2 separate regions of the Homo sapiens genome follow, and region 2 is linked to region 1. Evidence: chromatin loops called from intact Hi-C (ENCODE). Cell type or tissue: Panc1. All regions are shown on one strand. Each heading gives the region's core, and the rest is flanking DNA. Links, peaks and the distances in the headings are about the cores only. Region 1 overlaps LOC105369370 (a long non-coding RNA gene). Region 2 has its middle 31 kb from the start of MIR3164.

The links. Hi-C counts contacts between places; a loop is a spot of excess contacts. Peaks named below come from ENCODE experiments on the same cell type or tissue, not always from the same donor. Only the 100,000 strongest peaks of a DNase experiment are listed, where the experiment ranks them.
Region 2: a loop joins it to region 1, with 3 times the contacts of the local background. A loop is called at or near these places in 3 of 110 quality-filtered maps.

Annotation. Positions count from the first base shown.
Region 1 is chr11:69,370,272-69,380,270 of GRCh38, forward strand. LOC105369370 (a long non-coding RNA gene) reads left to right here. Exons shown (of 5, transcript XR_950269.4): 5 at 1-2,240. Among named protein-coding and RNA genes, the nearest start is that of LINC02953, 50 kb to the right of the region's middle. In Panc1, for the core only: no CTCF peak of the experiment used is centred there; no DNase peak of the experiment used is centred there; H3K4me3 peaks cover 1,124 bases; H3K27ac peaks cover 3,615 bases.
Region 2 is chr11:69,109,036-69,119,034 of GRCh38, forward strand. No RefSeq gene overlaps it. Among named protein-coding and RNA genes, the nearest start is that of MIR3164, 31 kb to the left of the region's middle. In Panc1, for the core only: no CTCF peak of the experiment used is centred there; no DNase peak of the experiment used is centred there; H3K27ac peaks cover 4,622 bases.

The sequences.
Region 1 (9,999 bases), core at 1,399-9,398:
TGGTGATGTGGAGAGAGAAGCAGGGATGAAGGAGACCTGGGAAGCCCTGGCATTTCCAGATGCCCTGAAATTGAATTGGTAAGTTTTTAAAAATCCCTTCTATTTATTTATTTATTTATTTATTTATTTATTTATGAGAAAGGGTCTAGCTCTGTGACCCAGGCCGGAGGACAGTGGCATGATCATAGCTCACTGCAGCCTCGAACTGAGCACCAGCTGCTTTCAGCTCCTGTCCACAGTGAGCTGTTGCAAGAGTTTCCTGGGGCTGCTGGAGCAAAGTACCCCAAACTGGGTGGCTTCGAGAAGACAGACTTATTCTCCCAGTTCTAGAGGCTGAAAGTCTGGGACGAGGTGTTTGCAGGGCAATGCTATCCCCAGACGCTCTGGGGAAGCATGCTTCCTCACTTCTCCCTGGCTCCTGACAGTTTCCTGTGGGTCTTTGAGGTTCCCTGGCTGGTCGAGGTCTCACTCCTGCCCCGGTTTTCATGTGGCCACCTTCCCTCCATGCTTGTCTGTCCCTGTGTCTGAATTTCCCCTTTGTGTGACACCAGGCTTCTTGGGTTAGGACCCAGACTCATGACTTCATTTCAACTCCATTCCCTCTATAAATACCCTGTCTCTAAATGAGGCCACATCTACGGTACTAGGGGTCAGGCATGAACGTATCTTTTTAGGAAAAATCAATTCATTCCCAATACCTGAGAACTCGTCTTTTGCATCCTTGTAATAGTATTCCCCTTTTATTTGAGGAGTGAGAGTGGGTTTCCTTGCTTGTAACCGGTGGGTCTCCACCACAGTGGTTTGTGGGTGCTCACTTCCATGTGAGTGAGGAGCCGGGGGGCCCTGGGGTGTGCTCCCACGGGCTGTGTCTGTCCGCACCGCACAACAGGTGACGGCCAAAGCTGTGGGCAGAAAGTAGAGAACTGGATGCAAGTGTTTGCCAGGTTGGCCTCGGAATGTTAGATCAGCCTCTGGCCCCCCAAACCTCCAGGAAAAGAAGCAGTGGTGGGGTTCAGCCTGAACCCTAAACAACCTCCATGACTGGTCCCGTTCTTATTCCATTTTGTGGGTAGAGACTGGACTGGTGTTTGAAGGTTTCTCACATTATTTTCCGTGTCTATGCCTCCACAGTTTCCTGCGGCTGTCTGCACACCCAGACCAGAGCAGTTCCTGCCTTTGCGCTTTGCACCATTTTCCTTGGTGAACTTCTATTCATCCTTCAAAGCCCAGCAGTAATCATCCTTTAGAAAGTCTTCTTTCAGAGGGAACCAAAAAGGTAATCGCTGGAGACAGACAGATGCTGCCTGAATGCCTGTTGTGTTGTGTGGTTGTGGGAATGTTACTTCACCTCTCCGTGCCTCAGTTTCCTCAGCTGTAATGGGGATGGTAACAGTGTCTAGGGGTACTGCTTGGAATGCACATAGGGAGATGAGTGAAGGCCCAGCACTAGAAGAGTGCAGGCACTAGCAGAGTGCAGGCGCAATTGCTGCTGGGACCAGCAGGTAACTCGCATCCAAGTTACAGTGCCCAGCCCCAGCAGCAGCCTCAGCACCAGGCAGAGTGTGCTCAGCACTGTGGGGGGCCAAGAGGACTTGAGGGCCGCTGGTCTGTGATTCTCTCATCTCTTTTGAGGTTCAGGACTTGGCGTCTCTCCTAGAAGCTCTGGGGAACCTGACAAATCCTCCAGGAGGACACAGAACGCAGGAAGGGCTGGCTCGGGGTGCACCAAGATGGCTGCCCCGAGACACCGTATCTGAGGGCTTGGGTGGAACTGAGGAGAGGGCGGCTGGGAAGGCCATCCGGGAGGAAAGGGCAGACGGCTACGGCAGCGTCAGGTGGTACAGTTTGCCCCGGAAGTGAGGTAAAGAAGAGAGCGGGAGGAGAGAGGGCCACATGCCTCTCAGCCATGGCCCTGAATGCTGGCTTGGCTGAGCCTCATCTTTGCTGTTTGCAGAATGGGGAGAATTGTGCCTGCCCAGCCTCCTCCTTGGGGACTCCAGGGGCCCAAAGAACCAAGAGCTGCAAATGTCCTGGTGGCCTTGGAAGTTTATGGATGGTACAGATCTGGGGTGGAGGGCATGGCCAGGACAGGGAGGGCTGTCAGAGAGAGGGTCTGTGGGTTTGTGGAGTGTGGGGATCAGTCGCTGACTCATTAGATGAACCAGGAGCCTGCATGCTACAGCCCACCTGCCAAATCTTGCCCCCACCTGCTTTTTAAAATAAAGTTTTATTGGAACATGGCCATGCCCATTCTTGTACATGTTGTCTATGCTGCTTTGCTTTCCAATGCCAGAGTCGGGGAGCTCTGGCAGAGACTTCAGGACCGCGAAACCAAAAACATTGACCATCTGCCACTTACAGAAATGTTTGCCGACGCTTGAGCAAAAAATAATAACTTGTCAGATGCACTCAAGCACTGAGCACCAGGCCCTGTTTTAGGTGCTGGGCACACAGCCATGATGAAACTGGAATTTTCTACCCTCGTGGAGACAACATTCTGGTGGAGGGAGAAAGAACAAGCAAAATAAAGAAGGAAATTGTCTGGGCTGCAGGGGATACATGTTAGAGAGAGAGTCAGAGCAGGAAGCAAATCAGAGGGTGGGGAGGGCGACTGAAAGAAGGGTGTCAGGTGGCCTCACTTATGACCTGGAGAAAGAGAGGGGAAGAGCTCTGTGGGTGTCCCAGGTAGTGGGAACTATGGCTATGCAAAGGCCCTGAGGCAGGAGTGAGGAGTCCGGGCGGCTGGAGCAGGGGAGAGGGTGGGCAGTGGGAGACGTGGACAGCAGGTCACAGCCACCCCCGGTATGGCCTTCCAGGCTGTTGTGGGGACCTGGGCATTTACTCTGATGGGAACAAGCAACCACGGTAAGTTCTGAGTAGAGGAGGGCTGTAGTCTGACGTAGGCTAGGCAGGATCCCTGGGCGCTATGAGCATAAGGACAGCAGCTGGGGCAGGATAGAGATGCAAGTGGACCAGGGTGGTGGCCGTGTGTAGAGGCGGGCAGGTTCCAGAAGGTTCTGGAAGCAGGGCTTACTAGATTCCTGCATCAGATGGAGGAGGCAAGAGAAGAAGGGGCCCAGCATGACTCTAAACCTCAAGATTGTGTTTGCCTGTCTCATCCATCTTTCCTTTCTGCCTCCCAGTCTGTGAGCCCCTTGAGGTTGGGGTCACCCCTGGCCATCTTATCCCTCATGGCCACCACTGTCCACAGCTCTGCAGGGCACCCACCCAGTATCTGTGGGGTAAGTGAATGCATGAGTGAACCAATGGTGGTCTTCTACTTCCTTGGGGAGTGTTATGGGCTGAGTTACATTCTCCTCAAAATTCCTAAGTTGAAGCCCTAACCCTCTGTGCCCCAGAATGTGACTGTATTTGGCAACAGAATCTTTAAAAAGGTAATTAAGTTAAGGCCAGGCGTGGTGGCTCCCGCCTGTAATCCCAGCACTTTGGGAAGCTGTGGCAGGTGGATCACCTGAGGTCAGGAGTTCAAGACCAGCCTGGCCAATGTGGTGAAACCCCATCTCTACTAAATATACAAAAAAGTAGCTGGGCATGGTGGTGGGTGCCTGTAGTCCCAGCTATTTGAGAGGTTGAGGCAGGAGAATCTCTTGAACCTGGGAGGCAGAGGTTGCAGTGAGCCGAGATCACGCCACTGCACTCCAGCCTGGGTGACAGAGCAAGACTCCGTCTCAAAAAAAAAAAAAAAGTAGTTAAATTAAAATGAGGCCATTAGAATGGGCCCTACTGCTGTCCTTATAAGAAGAGGAGATTGAGACACAGACATGCACAGAGGGACAACCGTGTGAGGACACAGGGGGAAGGCGACACCCGCGAGCCAGAGAGAGAGGCCTCAGGAGGACCCAGGCCTGCGACACCTTAACCTTGGACTTCCAGCCTGTAGAATGTGGGAGAACACATGTCTGCCCTGGAAGCCCCAGCCTGCGGTGCTGCACTATGGTGCCTGCAGGAACTGTAGCACAGGGTGAGGCAGATGGTGGGCGTGGAGCAGGGCACACCGCCATGGGCGAAGAAACAGATTCTTCGTAGAGTGCGGCACCCAGTCAGGCACCTGGGAGTTGGTGGCTGAGCTGGGGCAGGACTTGACCTCCTGGACTCACCTCCATCTGGGGGAGGCGGGGCCGGGTGGCAGGCAGCGTGCACATGGCCCCTGGAGTGGCTGCGAGATGCTGCCCCCAGGAGCATGGGAACACCAGCTGTCAGCACTTGCTCAGCTGCGACCCACACCTGGCGTGTTACAGCTGCAGAGGAAAACAGGCCTGATGGGTGTGGCCTCCTCTCCAGCGGCCTCCTGTGCCCAGGACAGGGCACCTCAGGCCTCGGAGGCTCCTCCCCAGCCCACCCCTTGGGAGCCTGTTGTGCCCGGGGTGGGTGGGGCAGATCTTGCTCGCAGCCAGGCGGCAGCTTATCCCACCAGACACTTCCTCTGCATGGGTCTGCTTCCTGCAGATCCTGCAGCTCAGCCAGGACCCTCTCCACTGCCGTCCACTGCTCCATGTGGGGGTGGGCCGGAGTCTGGGGCCAAGATGAACCAGACCTGCGGCCAGGGAGGGCCCTGCTCATTCCCCAGGTTTCCCCGGATGGCACTGGGGTGGGGGGACCCCAGGGGTAGCTGCCTCTTCACCTTGCTCCCCCATGCATGGGGCTGCAAGAGCAGGAAGCCCATTCCCAGCACAGTCTACTGCCTGGGGCTGAGCGGCCCATGAGGGACGAGGTCACATTCTACAGAGGCCACATGGAAAGGACAGGGCTCGCCCTGGGCCTGAGGGGTCACCAGGCTGGCCTTTTCCCAGAGACCCTTGGTAGAGGAGATGGTTCAGGGTGACTCTAGATATGGAGTCTGAGCCCAGATGTGGGGTCTGGTGCCCTGTTTGTCACTGTCAGGGTTCGAAGTGTGACCTTGGGCAGACAGGACCCCACTTGACCCACTTCCTCCAACTGTGCTGAGAGGGAGAATGGGCCTGGGACTCCCTGGGGTCCCTAGGTGGCACTGGAGAGGCCACACTTCATGCTGGCAGGGGCCCCCTGCAGACTCTTACTCCAGAAGAGGATGGGTTTAGCCCTGAGCAGGGCTGGGGAGAGGCCTTGGTGCAGTGAGAAGGAAAGCTCCCTGTCCTCACACTGTCTCAGCAGGGACAGGTGCCAGCAAAGTTGTGAGTCCCTCAGCCCATAGGTGAGAGTGGCGGCCGGCGTGGGCCCCAGGTTTCTGTGTGTGTCCCGGGCTGTGCAGTGTGGCCAGCAGGTCAGCCCCGCTGTGCAGAGCTGTTCTCAGGGGTGGCCTCCTCCTCCTTGTCCTGTTTGTCCTCACAACAGCAGCTACTTCCCTGGGCCTGGGGCCACACAGACCGGCTCCTCGGTCACCCAGGGATAGTCCAGTCACGTCTGCAGAGTCTTTTGGCCAGGTAAGGTCGCACATTCACCATGTGAATTGTGATTAGAATGTGGACGTCTGGGGGCCATGATTCAGCCAACTGCACACAGGAAGGAGACATAGGGGTAAAGACATCAGGAGAGGATCCCCCAGGGAGGAGTGGGTGTGGTGGTCCCAGGGACAGCACAGAGTGGGGTGTCAGCACGTCTGGGTGATTTGGGAAGATGAGACATGCTGGGGAGCACCAGAGAGTTAGCTGGGCCCAGAGCACGCAGCTCCCTCTCCAGGCCCCGGCTTTAAAGGGCCCCCATCTGGCCCTCCCCAGGCGAAGAGCAAGGGGTTCTCAGGCCAGGGACACATGGGCACCGAGGGCCCAGGCTCCGAGGACCCAGGAAGCGGGCTCCTGGCCTGTGGCCCACGCCTGCCTGCAGTTCCTGCGTCATCCGCGGCTCCCCAACAACCCGCTTGTTTGTCTGCCCTTCACAGCCAACTCCCCACCCCACCCACTAGATGTCAGTTTGGGGCCCGGAAGCGTGTCCTTTCCAGCTCAAGGTCCTCACACCATGCCCAGGGCATCTGACTTATGGTGGGCGCGTCTCCATCATTATCTACAGAATGAATGAATGTGTGAATGAATGAATGGGTCTTGGAGCTGCCTATGAGGAAGGTAATTCCTATCATCACCCCAGCGTACACATGAGGCGACTGGGGTCAGCCCACAACACACAGCTGCAGAGCGGTGAGTCGGGGACACCTGGGTCTAATCTCGGCTTCACAATGACCCTCGGCTGAAAGCTCTCCGGCCCTTCCTCCAGGGTTGCTGGCTCTGTGCTGAGCCCAGCCCCTTCTCTGAGCAGCTTTGAGCCCAGAAGCCTCTGCAGGCCCTATCTGGGGTGGCCTCGAGGATCTTGGGGTGGTGTTGGGGGTGGTCTCAAATGGGCCTCAGGCTGGTGCCTGCGGGGCCGTGGGGAGCATTTGAACATTTCCTCTTCCCTTCCTGGGAAGGGGGTGCCAGGGGTCTGGGGGTCCAGCCAAGGCCCATGCCTTCAGCCCAAAATGGGGCCAGATGGGGTTGCCAGGCCTCCAGGAGGCCCTTCTTCCCATTGTCTGGGAGGGATAAGACAGTAACGAACCCATCAGACCCTTGCCTTCACCCTCTCGCCTTCACCCTCTCGCCTTCACCCTCTCGCCTTCACCCTGGGGAACTGACAGGCGGGAGAGGGTGAGATGGGGGCTGGTGGCCCAGAGGGGTGAGAGCAGGGTCAGAAACTGGCTCTGTGGCAGGGCAGGTCCCTGGGTAGGAGAAGGCAGGGCTTGGAGGCACACACCCGCACACACCAACACACCCAGCACACACAAGAACACACCCCGAGTGCTCCTGCACACACCCACCTGGGAACGCCCACGCCCACTGGGGAACGCACACGCCCACCTGGGAACGCACACGCCCACCCAGGAATGCCGACGCCCACCCAGGAATGCCCATGCCCACCTGTGAACGCACACGCCCACCCGTGAATGCAGTCGCCCACCCAGGAATGCCCACGCCCACCTGTGAACGCACACACCCACCCGTGAACACATACGCCCACCCAGGAACATACACGCCCACCCAGGAACGCACACACCCATCTGTGAACGTACACGCCCATCCAGGAACGCACACGCCCAGTTAGGAATGCAACCGCACACCCGTGAATGCAGACGCCCACCCGTGAATGCACACGCCCACCCGTGAACGCAGACGCCCGCCCAGGAATGCACACGCCCACCCGTGAACGCAGACGCCCACCCAGGAACGCACACGCCCACCCGTGAACGCACATGGCCACCCCAGGGGGCGACGTGCCCAGCTCTGTTTGGCATGGCATGCAGCTTCTCATCTAGAGTCAGTCGGAGCTGAAAATGGACCTCTCTGGGAAAAAATCTACTTGATTTAAAAACAGAGAGAACTCAAACGCCAATGCTGTGGGGGGCAGGGGGCTTGGAGCAGGGGTGAAGAGCCCTGCACCCTGCAGCAGATACCAAGGGCGGCGTCGCACAAACTGTGGGATTAGGTGGCAGAGGCTGTTCCGAGGCTGCTCCGATGTGTGGGAACTGAGGGGGTTCCCAGGATGTGAGACTTTCAGTGCTGAAACTGGGAAAGTCCTGGGCGAGCCGGGACAAGTCGCTCACCCTACTAGAGACAGTTGGGCGAAGGAGACACATTGGGATCAGTCTCCCATGGCCTTCAAGTGTCAGGGCAGGGGCTGGGGACCTCCCATATAACGAGCAGCCTCAGGAGACTCCAGGCAGGCAGGAGCGTCGGGGGCTGCGACTCCAGAATGGCCAAGGCTTCTACCGTCCAGCCCCTTTGTAACACAGAGCACCCAACGGGCGCAGCCGCCCCCATGCCTCACACCTAACCCAGCAGGGGCCACTGTGGACCCCGACTTCCCAGGGCTGGGACCTGCCTGGGGCTACTGACTCAGGTGCCTGATGTCCCATGTCACGGTGGCTGCCTCCCTCCCAAACGCCCTGCCCATGGGCTTCTCCCTGGAGATGCCAGGGGGTTTGCTTCCCTCGATCACAGGCTCCTGCTCCCCTTCCAGGCTCCCAGGGAGAAGACCTGCGCTCGGCAGATCTCTAGAAAAGGTCCCATAGAGGTCTGGGCTCAGGGGTCCTTTCAGGGTGGGGCACCTCCTTCTGTCACCCACACGGCTGGCCGGGTGTCCCGTGCTGGACACACACGAAGGACATGAGCAGCCACGGGTCCACGAAAGAGCCATTTCTACCACAAGCCGGACTGGGCTTCGCGGAGGTGCCCCGGGGAAACCCATGGGGAGGCACAGCCTGGACTGGACAGGGAGGCAGCCCCCATTCATCAGCTCCTTCCCTGGCACGCATTAGTTGGTACCTACTGAGTGCAGAGCCCTGGGCCAGGCGGTTCTGGAGGCTGGGATGGTCACGCCCCTGCTCTCTTGAACACTGGAGCTGCTGCTGTCTCTCCCTGTTTGCTCTCCCTGAGCCGGGACCCCACGCAGCCTGAATTGGGATTGCCCTACTCTGAGCCCTCCCGTTCCTGAGGCCTGAGATTTGGGGCGTCGTGAAGCCTTGAAGATCCGCTGAGCCCTCCAGAGCTCACACTGCATCTGCTGGCACCCGAGCTATCAGGACCACTGGCCTGGCGAGGGCTATGCTCTCCCTGCAAGAGCTGGTGGCACAGGGCTTCTGTGTCCTTCCATCCCAACAGGGCCCCTGCCCTCTGCACACAGGCACCGGGTGAGCCCTGGACACAGGGTGCGGGGTGCACACCCCTGTGGAGCTCAGAACCAGGTTAGGATCATCAGCACCTGGTGTGACAAGGACCACAGTGCCCCTGGGGTTTGGCTTTCACGCCTGTCCGTTTCAAAGCTCAGTACCGCCACACCTGCCGAGGCTGGTCACTGTGGGACAGGGCATGGCTAAGGACCCTCCTTCCCCGCAGAGGTGGAGACAGCGGATAGCCACCCCCTTACTCAGCATCCTCCCTGCCCTTCCCTTTTCATCTTCCCTCAACATTTTAAAGTCAGACACACGAGGTGAACCATTTCTAGCCTCTTTTTTCTCATCTGTAAAAGCTGAACAAAAATCCCTCTCCACCGGGCACAGTGGCTCACGCCTGTAATCCCAGCACTTTGGGAGGCCGAGATGGGCAGATTCCCTTAAGTCCAGGAGTTCGAGACCAGCCTGGCCAACATGGCAAAACCCCGTCTCTACTAAAAATACAAAACTTAACCAGTAGTTCCAGCTACTCAGGAGGATGAGACGGGAGGATCACCTAAGCCTGGGAGACAGAGGGTGCAGTGAGCCAAGATCACACCACTGCACTCCAGCCTGGGCGACAAAGACAGACTTTGTCTTAAAAAAAAAGAAAAAGAAAAAGAAAAAGAAAAAAAACAAAGTCCTGCCTGACAGCATTGCTGAGAAGATGAAGTAGGACCAGGCTCAGAAAGCACATGGCTCCCATCCCGCACACAGTAGGGCCCCAGGAAGTACAGACTGTGTGGACTGTGAGGCCACAGCCGCTGAGGTGGCAGGAGTCAGGAGGAGGAGAATCTTTGCCCAAGAGCCAGTAGGTGCTTGATGAATGGGTTCCCTTCTAACTTTATGAAAAGCTCTCTTTCCTTCATCTTATTTTTACTTAATTTTTTATTTTTATTTTTTGAGACGGAGTCTCACTCGGCTGCCCAGGCTGAAGTGCAGTGGCATGATCTTGGCTCACCGCCACCTCTGCCTCTGGGGCTCAAGCGATTCTCCTGCCTCAGCCTCCTGAGTAGCTGGGACTACAGGCACATGCCACCATGCTCGGCTAATTTTTTGTATTTTAGTAGAGACGGGGTTTCATAATGTTGCCCAGGGTGGTCTCGAACTCCTGAGCTCAGGCGATCTGGCTACCTTGGCCTCCCAAAGTGCTGGGATCAGAGGCGTGAGCCACCGCGCCTGGTCTTTCCTTCCTCTTAAAACATGACTCAGAAAAAATGAAACTCCTTGGCTGGCACTATCCCTGGAGGGGCTCAGCAAGAGCACTGCAGAGGCAGAGTACTGGGGCCAGAGATTGAATTTCTCTGGCACTGTCATGGAGCTCCCCT
Region 2 (9,999 bases), core at 1,219-9,218, 260 kb before region 1:
CTCCTGCTATTATTATTGTTAATCAGTATTAGTATTAGCATTAAATGAATGAACAGGTACCTCCTCATTCATTCATTTATCCATTCAATTACCATTTATTGAATGCTGCTGGGTGCCAGGGGCTGGGGATATGGCTGTGAACAAGACAGACCCAAGTGCCTGCCTTGGTGGGCTCTTCTAGTCAGAGTGGCCAGGAGAAGCAGACCAAGTGTCTGGTGCATCAGGCAGTGGTGAGCTCCAGTGGAGATTTAGCCTGGGCCAGGGCAGGCCTGGCTGATGAAGGAACACACATCCAAGGAAAGGGAGGCAGGGATCCCAGTGGAGACCTCAGGACAGAGCAGCACATGCCAAGGCCCTGAGGTGGGGCATGCTGAGCTCCTCGAGGTTCCCTGAAGGGGCCTTGTGTGGAGCAGAGGAGCTCCTGGCGGTTTGAGTGGAGGAAGGATGAGATCCAATGTACTCTGTTAAGGCTCGCCCTGAGTCCTGATGGCTGGGATGTCCATGGCCTTTGAGCTGTGCAGTGGAGAAGTGAGAAGTGAGGATCTGCAGGGGTGGCTCCAGGCATTTTTGAGTCTGCAAGGGAGACAACTGATCACTTTAATCAGGCACTGCAAACTCTTTAGATCAAGAGCTGGGAGATGTGGCCATTTTCTTGCTCACTCTGAGGTGGGAGATAGCTGAGGTGTTGACCAAGATCAAGACAGGGCAGCACCACCGTTTGCCATGCTCTGCCTTTAGGCATCTCCCACCTGGCTGCCTTGAAGAACACTTGCTCCCTTCAGAGTTGCAAATCAATCAATTGATAAATCAATCAATACATCAATCCTCATGTTACTTTGTTAATCATCTCCTGTATCAGTCACAGCACTGGCATCTGGCACACATTATCAAATTTAATCCTTCCTACTTTCCCTTATGAGGCCCTTTATACAGATGAGGAAACCGAGGCTCAGAGAGGAAAGTCTGTGGCTTCAGGGTCATCAGCTAGGAAGTGGCCAACTCTGGCACAGACCTCAGGCCTGTGTGAGGCTGAGTTCAGTGTGTCCTGGCATGGAAGAGAGAGAAGTTGGCAGATGCAGTGCCCTAGCATCTACTTGGAGGAAGAGGTTGGGATCCTTGGGAGAGAGGGCTTCTGGAAGTGCAAGTGTTCTAGGAGAGAACTGTGTGAGCAGTGCACAGTGCTGGAAAACATGGGGCCAAGAGGTTGGCCTGGTGGGGTTCTCTGTCTCTGAGGCTACGACTGGGGGACACAGCCAGTGGGGTCCCTGACTGAGACCTTTGTAGAGTTCTAGGGAGAGAAAGGCAGGAAATACAAATTATTCTACCAAGACAGTTGTCTTTCTGGGGTATGACCAGTTTTCTCCACCCACCATCCATCCATCCATCCATCCATCCATCCATCCATCTAAATATCCATCCATTCATCCATCCATCCATCCATCCATCTGTCCATCTAAACATCCATCCATCCATCCATCCGTCCGTCTGCCCGTCCGTCCATCCATCCATCCAAACATCCATCCATCCATCCATCCAAACATCCATCCATTCATCCATCCATCCATCCAAACATCCATCTATTCATCCAAACATCCATCCATCCATCTAAACATCCATCTATTCATCCATCCATTCATTCATCCAAACATCGATCCATCCATCCATTCATCCATCCAAACATCCACCCGTCCATCCAAACATTCATCCAAACATCCATCCATCCATCCATCCATCCATCCATCCATCCATCCATCTAAACATTTATCCATCCATCCAAACATCCATCCATCCAACCATTCAAACACCCATCCATCCAACCATCCAAACACCCATCTATTCATCCATCCATTCATCCATCCATCCATCCAAACATCTGTCCATCCATCCATCCATCCATCCATCCATCCGTCTGTCCATCCATCCATCCATCCATCCATCCATCCATCCATCCATCCATCCATACATCCATCCATCCATCCATCCATCCATCCATCCATCCATCCATCCATCCATCCATCCATCCAAACATTCCCCAAATATCTATCCAAACTCCCTACTTCCCTCTTTGTAGTCTATGACAAACATTCTTGTTGGTACTGGGGATACAGGATGGATCCTAGTTCCTGCTCTCAGGAGGCTGGGAAGCTCTGAAGAAATGATTATGCAAATCTACTAGAATTGTGAGGACCACCAGGAAGGAAGGTACAGCACTCACTAAGAGTGTATAACCAGGCCCCCCTCACCTGGTGCTCAGAGTGGGCTTCTCTGGCAAGTGAGCTGAGATGAATTGGATGAGCCAGAGTGACCTGGTCGGGAGCAGAGAAGCGCAGTCCCAGTGGGAGGAACAGAATGTGCAAAGCGTCTGAAGAAGGAAGGGCTTGTTGAAGTGGGAAGACTGGTGTCTGTAGGGGTGGGTGGGGAAAATGAAGAGGCTGTGGAGGAGGCGGGGGGCTCAGGCACTGGGTCGGGGGGCCATACTCTGATGATGCTGACAGACTCAGGGTCAGGTGATCACTCTGGGGTGTGAACTCAATGTGGCCCCCTTCCAATTCTGTTTTGCAGTCTCTGCTTTCTCAGAAGGTTACTCCAAAAGGGGACCACAAGGTCAAGATGGGCATGGGGAGGCTTTGGATGCCGAAGCAGTTTTATTTTGGCAAGTCAGCCGAAGGAGCACGTGCGCCTAAAATTAGGCAAGAGTGTGAGCTGCACACAAGTTCACACGCTCAAAACTCCTGTGGGCAGGGCCTGCGCAGCTCTCCTCTGTCTGTTAATGGTACAGTCTGTTCAGACCTTTGGAACATTCCTCAGCTTTTATTTAATGTAGGAAGAATCATTTCTGGAATTAGCATATAAATTGGCAGAAGTCAGCAGCTCTAGCAGAAGTCACTCTCTGTGTCAGGACAGGAGAGCGAAGGCCTGTGCATGGATGGGAGGTCCACTCCCACTCCCCTGGCGCCCTCCTTTCCCCTTCAAGGGGCATTTACATGGTTCATTTAAAACACTCCAGCCTTCTTCCCAAAATGTGCAACTTGGGAAAGAATCTGTGTCCCTTCAGCTCTGGCTGCAAGGGGAGAGGGGTCGTGGCCAGGGACGGGGTGCTGAGGAGAGCATGGGAAGCCTTTCTGACCAAATGGCTTGCTTCGGGAAAATTTTCCCACAGGAGTGGCCCCATGGCCTGCCTCCCAGCACAAGGTTATTGAAAGGGAACACAGAGAAATGTTCACTGCCCTAAGCTGTCTTGTCTGGTCTGGTCGGGGGCAGATATTTTACACATTTTATAGCCCTATTAGTTTTAGGTCTTTTGGATAGGGGTGACCAGTTGATCATTAACTGTTTGCTACGTGTGGCATTCCGAATTCTGGCCCCAGATAGCTCAGCCCAGCGTGCTGATTCCGCCTGGCCATTGGGCCATGGCTGGGTGGGCCGCCGCCTTCCCCAGCGGGTGGGGCGAATTCTCCTGATGCCAGGGCTGGGGCCCATGTGGAGGCCTCCCTGGCTCCCTCAGGCTCTGGTGTGAACACTTCATTATCCTTTCTGGGAGTTCAATCCCCTTGTGAACCCTTCACCATGGTGTCTTCACAAGACTGTGGGCGTCTGCCCTAAAAAGGCACCAATGATTTGATTCTGACATTCCTACTTTGGTGTGTTTCCCCCAGAATAAAATAGCAATCAGGCTGAGCGCGGTGGCTCATGCCTGTAATCCCAGCACTTTGGAAGGCTGAGTTGGGCGGATCACGAGGTCCGGAGATCGAGACCATCCTGGCTAATATGGTGAAACCCTATCTCTACTAAAAATACAAAAAATTAGCCAGGTGTTATGGGCGCCTATAGTCCCAGCTACTCAGGAGGCTGAGGCAGAAGAATCGCTTGAACTCGGGAGGCGGAGGTTGCAGTGAGCCGAGATCGCGGCACTGCACTCCAGCCTGGGCAACAGAGCGAGACTCCTCCCCACCCCCCCAGCAAAAACAGCAATAAAACAGGGGCTCTCTCTACGTCCTGGACAACCATGGGGTCTGGGTGTCCTCTTCTCCACCTTTCGGCCTCCAGGCCTGGCCAGGACACTGTCCTGTCCTCGTTGTAAGACTTGCATTTTTGACGTTCTCTACCTACAAAAGGTTCGTGCCAAAGTGCAGCTTTTGGTCGGGTTGGGAATCCTCAGGCGGCTTCTTGGACAGGAGGGTTGGGCAGGTCGATGGGGTGGGAGTTGGGGAGCAGCCACACTCATGAATAGATTCTCGTTTTGCACTAATCAGATTTTCTAGCAGAGCTTCCAGAAATGTCGTTCTCTTGCAGAATCAAAGGCAATTGCAAGGCATTAAAAACCAATGTGCCTTCAGTGTGTGGGCTCCCGGTCTCACCCCCAGCTGGTTCATGTTGCCGCCCAGTCCCGTCTCAGACCTCCTTAGGCCGCCTGTTCTCCCTCCCCGCCCTCAGCTCAGTGCCATCTCCCCTCCCGGCAACTCCCTGTTCTAACTCCTCTCATTCTGGGACACGTGGCCTCTGGTGGGCACTTCCAAATGGTCAGTGTTGTCACTCACCCTGGGCTTAGAACTGTCTATGGCTCTTCAGGATTCAATCTAAGAGAAAAGCCCCAACCCCTGGTTTGAGCCTAGAATGCCCAGCGAAGCCCGGCCCCTCCTTTCCCCACACCTTCACTCAGGGCAGCCTCGAGAACGTCCTGCAGCTGCCTGGACATGGCACCGCTGTCTCTCTCTGTGCGTGTCCACTGCTGTTCCCTCTGCTGTCTCTCTCTGTGCGTGTCCACTGCTGTTCCCTCTGCTGTCCCCTCGTCCCCACCTGGCCAACCTGCCCCACCCCGACGCCCCTCTTCAGGAGGCCTCCCCTGTCCCTGTCTCTGGGCTCTAGTGCTGCATTCATCACGTTATTCCCTTTCCATGAGTCTCATTTCCTCCTGGGTCTCCTTCCACCTCCATGCATTCTGGGGCCAGAGGCAGCTCTGAGCACTGTGGCCGAGGGATAGACGGACCAGTATGTGGGGAGGTGGGTGAGGGGTGTGCAGTTTTATAGCTCAGCCCAGAACATAGGCGGTGGAGCCAGATGGACCTGGGCTCGAGCCCAGCCCTCGCAGCTGTGTGATCTGAACAAGTTACCTAACCTTTCTGAGCCCGGTTTTTTCATGTTAGCAAACAGGCTGTGCGACAGCCCTTCTGGAAGGTCAGGGAGGCTGTGGCCCAGCTCTCGCTCGGAAGTGCTCAGTGATGGGTTTGGAATATTGTGGGGACCGAGGGGTAGGGATGTTTTCCCTGACTGCGTGAGGATGACCCTGGTGTGTGGAGCAAAAAGGCAAGCTGGCCCCCGGGCGTAGGGGCTGGGGGTGCCACAGGGAGGTGCTTTTATGCTCATGCCTTCCAGAATGGGAGAGCCCCAGGCCTCACCCAGGAAAGAGAAGGACCTGTGCCAGGTGCCGGCTTCATGTCCAGCTCTGCCACCCTCTTTCGTAGGGATCCAGGGCCCCATTGTTCACATGGGGGTGGCCTCTAGGCTCCTGATGATCTCTTGGGAGCTGCCCTTGGTGATGCCGAGCTGCCTACAGGGGTCCTTCTGGGGCCTGAGGCCAGGTGGTCACTGGGCCCCTGCCCCTCGGCCCCTTTGTGAACCCAGCAAAACCTGCACCTTTGGCGCATGACCTCCAGCTCCTTGGGAACCTATGGCTGCTCTTCCAGAAGTCCCTCTACCTGGCAATGGGCCCTCCACCGAGAACTCCTGGTGCTGAGATGGACGGATCATGATTTCCTTCTGTCTGCACCAGGCTTTGCTTAGGAGAGAAAATGCCAGAAACAAAAAGGCTTTTCTCACTCTCAGCCTTAACATAGGATTTATTATGAATAAATGAAACTCCCTTGCAGGGCAGTTGCTCTGCGACCAGCGTGGCCTAGGAAGGCTCAGCTCCAAGTGATCAGCTCTGTCCTACAGAGACTGAAGCTTGGAGCAGCTGGTGACAGGACCACGGGCACGTAGCCTGGATTGGGAGAAGTTGGGAGTGGCGATCACTAGTGTTTGCGGAGCACTTGCTAGGAGGCCTGAGCCAAGGATGTTATCTTATTGATGTACGTTATCTTATTTAATCAGAGCCTGCCAAACATCCCAGTCTGCCCCAAAGTCCCGGGCGACACCTGTCGCCCTGGCGTCATCATTAATAACCCCCGGAAGGTGAAAACTCTCAGAGTGCCCTTGTGGAGCTGAGAAGGAGCACGGTTTCACTGTGCTTAGTCCTCTGTCGAGCCCTCTGGAATATCCCTATGATGTGGATGAACAAGCTGTGGGTCAGGGGGATGGAGGGACTTGCCCAGGGTCACCAGCTCGGAGGCAGGGTTGGATTCCAGGATTTATAATCTCAGAGGTGGGATTTAAAGCCACGACCCTCTAATCCTTCCCAAGCAACAGAAGGCACGGAGTGTGTTCGCGGTGTCAGGGAGGGTGGTGGGAAGGCAGGGGCGGAGGTCCCTTCGGAGGCCTGACCTTCCCAGGACCCCTCACCAGCGGTCAGCAGCCGGGGTCCCGGGAAGAATTCTGCCGAGAGAGAGCTTTTTCCCCTTCAAGGAATAAAAAGCACACACACACATTCCTCCGAATCAAAGGTGTGTCCAGAGAGAGGGAGGGCAAGGCCCCTTGACCAGCAGCTGCCAGCAGCCTGGGCACATGACAGCCCCTGAAGGCTGCTGGCACCGACTCTGGCCAGGCATTTGCAGTGGACGGCGGTGCCAGGACAGGGAGGGCGGCCTTTCACCAGCTTGGCACCTCTGCCATGTGACGGCCGCCTCCCCTGGGGGAGGGCGGGGCCGCTCCTCTCCCAGCAGGCGGGTGCAGCCCCAGGGGTGCTGCAGGCCACTGCGGGACCTTCAGCGTCCGGCTCCCGGCACTGGCCTCTGTGCCCTGGCCGTTCCTGGGGTGGGGCATGGGTCAGGAACTCGCACTCTCACTCTCGGGAGATAGGAACTCAGTCCCATTCATAACCCCACCGTGTAACCTGGAAGGCACTTTGCAGTTTACAAAGGCCGTCATAGCCAGGGTCCTTGAAGGAGGCGTGTCACCGTCCACTCTCCAGAGAGCAGCCTGCGGCCTGGGAGGTGGGCTTCGCCTCCTCGACGTCACATGTTGGGGGCTGTTTCCTCGTTGACTTCCAGTGCAGGGCTGTGATCTGGAGTCCAGGCCTTGCTGGCCGGGACCCCCAGGACAAGGGTGGCCGTGACATATGTTCTGGCGCCTTCAGTACTAGTGAAAGAAACGAGCCGGCCGTGTCAGCTGGGAGATTTCTTGCGGCTGCCGTAACAAAAGATCACAAACTGGTGGGGGCTGGAAACCACAGAAATGCCTTCTCTCCCAGTGCTGGGGCCGAAGCCCGATATCTAGATGTAGGCAGGGCTGCGCTCCCTCCGACTGCTCCAGGGAGGGACCCCGGCCTCTGTCTGCCCTGGTGCCTCCAGGTGCCCTGTGGCTTGTGGCTGCCCCGCTCCAGTCTCCGCCTTGTTTTCATGTGGCCCCCATCTCTTCTCCCTGTGTCTCTCCTCTGAGCCTTCAGGAGGAGGCTGGTCATTGGATTTTGGGTTCTCCAGGATGATCTCACCTCAAGGTCCTTAATTGCATCTGCAGATGCCTGTTTCCAAATAGGGCCACATTTGGTTAGGACGTGGACACGTCTTTCGAAGCCACCATGCAGGCCGCTACAGGAGGTTTCATGAATTCATCTCAATTTCCAGAGGACCTGGTGTTGCTTGGCCGGCCCCCTCCAGCAGTGACTGGAGGTTGCTGAGTAGCAGAAGCTTTAGGTGGGGCAGGCCCTCACCTGTCTGCCACAGCGAACCCCACCCCTGACCCCCGACCCTGCCTGGGACCCCTGACCTGGTCTTCCCAGTCCATTTCACAGCCAGGTAAACTGAGGTAGCTCAGGGTGAGTTATTGCCAGGCCTGGGCTGCCCAGGGCACCCGGCCCACGGGGCAAACCCCAACACAGCCCTCAGTTTACCAATTCTCGTCACATGGAAGCCACCTGGGGGCTTCCCAGGGTGTTCTGTCTGCCCCCCTGTCCCCAAGGGTACCTTGTGTCAGGTTGGGATGACTCAGAATAATCAAATATGGCCACGTCTTTTGGGATGAGCAGCCATTTATCGTTTATCCTGGGGATCAGAGTTTTTTCCTCTGTAAAGCTGAATAATGTCGCCTGGTATAGCCCTAGGTAGTGTTACTTTGAAGGCTGAGAGAGAGAATGTGAAAGCGTTTTGGAGCCTGAAGAATACAGAAGGGAGAGACGTGGTGAGCATCAGGGTAGTGCAGTGTTATCTTCCTGAGCTGTACGGGGAGCGTGGTTAGGACAGGAGGGACAGACCGTGGTGAGCATCAGGGACAGTGCAGCGTCCCCTCCTGAACTGTACGGAAAGTGTCCTTAGAAACTTCAGGAACTCCTTCCGTGGAGTTTCCCTGTTCTTTGCATCCATCCTGTGCTCAGCCCTGAGCGAGGCGCTGGGGAAGGGGAGCGAGAAGGGCCTCTGTCTCTGTCCCTCTGGGCGTTACATGACTCCAGGAGTTGGGTATTGAACGTCACAGGCATGGCTGCCCCGGGCTGCCCGAGCGGCTGGACATAGGTGGTGGGTGTGTGGGGCACGAAGGGTGCCTGGCTCAGGCTTCTGGGGACAGCTGAGTGCAGGAGCTGGGGCAGCAGTGAGTCTAGGATGGAGGATGCTTTGTGGGGAGACCACAGGGAAGACCATCTGAGGAAGAGATCCTGTGTGACTGGTCACCCACAGAGAGATGGTGGTGAGACCTCAGCATGGCTGGCTCAGAGCCCCTTCCTGAAATGGCCTGGCATCACGGTGATACAGGAACAGAAATTCGGAGCAAGGGGAGGACTACCATGCCTCTCTTCTGCACTCTTGGGGGCAAGGCCAGAGCAGGAATTGGGTGTGGTGGGGGCTACTGAGCTTGGGTCCTATGTTCACTTTCTCCTTCCATTTATTTATTTATTTATTTATTTATTTATTTATTTATTTATGAGACAGGGTCTGGCGTTGTTACCCAGGTTGGAATGCAGTGGTGCAATCATGGCTCACTGCAGCCTCGACCTCCGAGGCCCAAGTGATCCTCCTACCTCAGCCTCCCAAGTAGCTGGGACTACTGCTATAGTATAGTCCAGTGCCTAGACTGTACTAGTACTATAGGCACATGCCACCACCTCTGGCTGATTTTTGTATTTTTTGTAGAGATTGGGTTTCACCATGTAGCCCAGGCTGGTATCAAACTCCTGGGCTCAAGTGATCTGCCCGCCTTGGCCTACCAAAGCCCTGGGACTACAGACATAAGTCACTGCATCTGGCCTAATTACTTATTTTTTTGGGGATGGGTCTTGCTCTGTCACTCAGGCTGGAGTGCAGTGGCAGCATCATAGCTTAAGCAATGATTTTGTCACTGCACTCCAGCCTGGCAAACCTCAAACTCCTGGGCTCAAGTGAGCCTCCTGCCTCAGCTGCCTGAGTAGGTGGGACTACAGGCATGAGCCACCACATCTGGCTAATTAAAACAATTTTTTTGTTTTTGCTGGAGACAAGGTCTTGCTGTGTGGCCCAGGTTGGTCTCAAACTCCTGGCCTCAAGTGATCCTCTGAACTCAGACTCTTCAGTAGCTGGGATTACAGGCGTGAGCCACTGGGCCTACTTCCTTTCCCTTTAGACTCAAAAATCCAGTGTAGGAGCTTTGTGGTCCATTGAGTAGGCTGCATTGCCTAGCCTCCCTGTTGCTGGAGAAGTGTATCAGCTAGCTTTTGCAGTGTAACAAACCACCTCAAAACATTGTGGCTTAAAACAGCGAGGGTTCATTATTTCTCCAGGTTCTGTGAGTTGGCTAAGCAAGATTTCTGATCCGGGCTGGCCTGGCTGTGGCTGGATGGTTGGGGATGGCCTCTCTCCCATGTTGGGGGCCTCTGCTGGGACAGCGATGCTCTCCCTATGTGCTCATTCATCCTCAGGAGATCAGCCCGGCCTTGCTCAT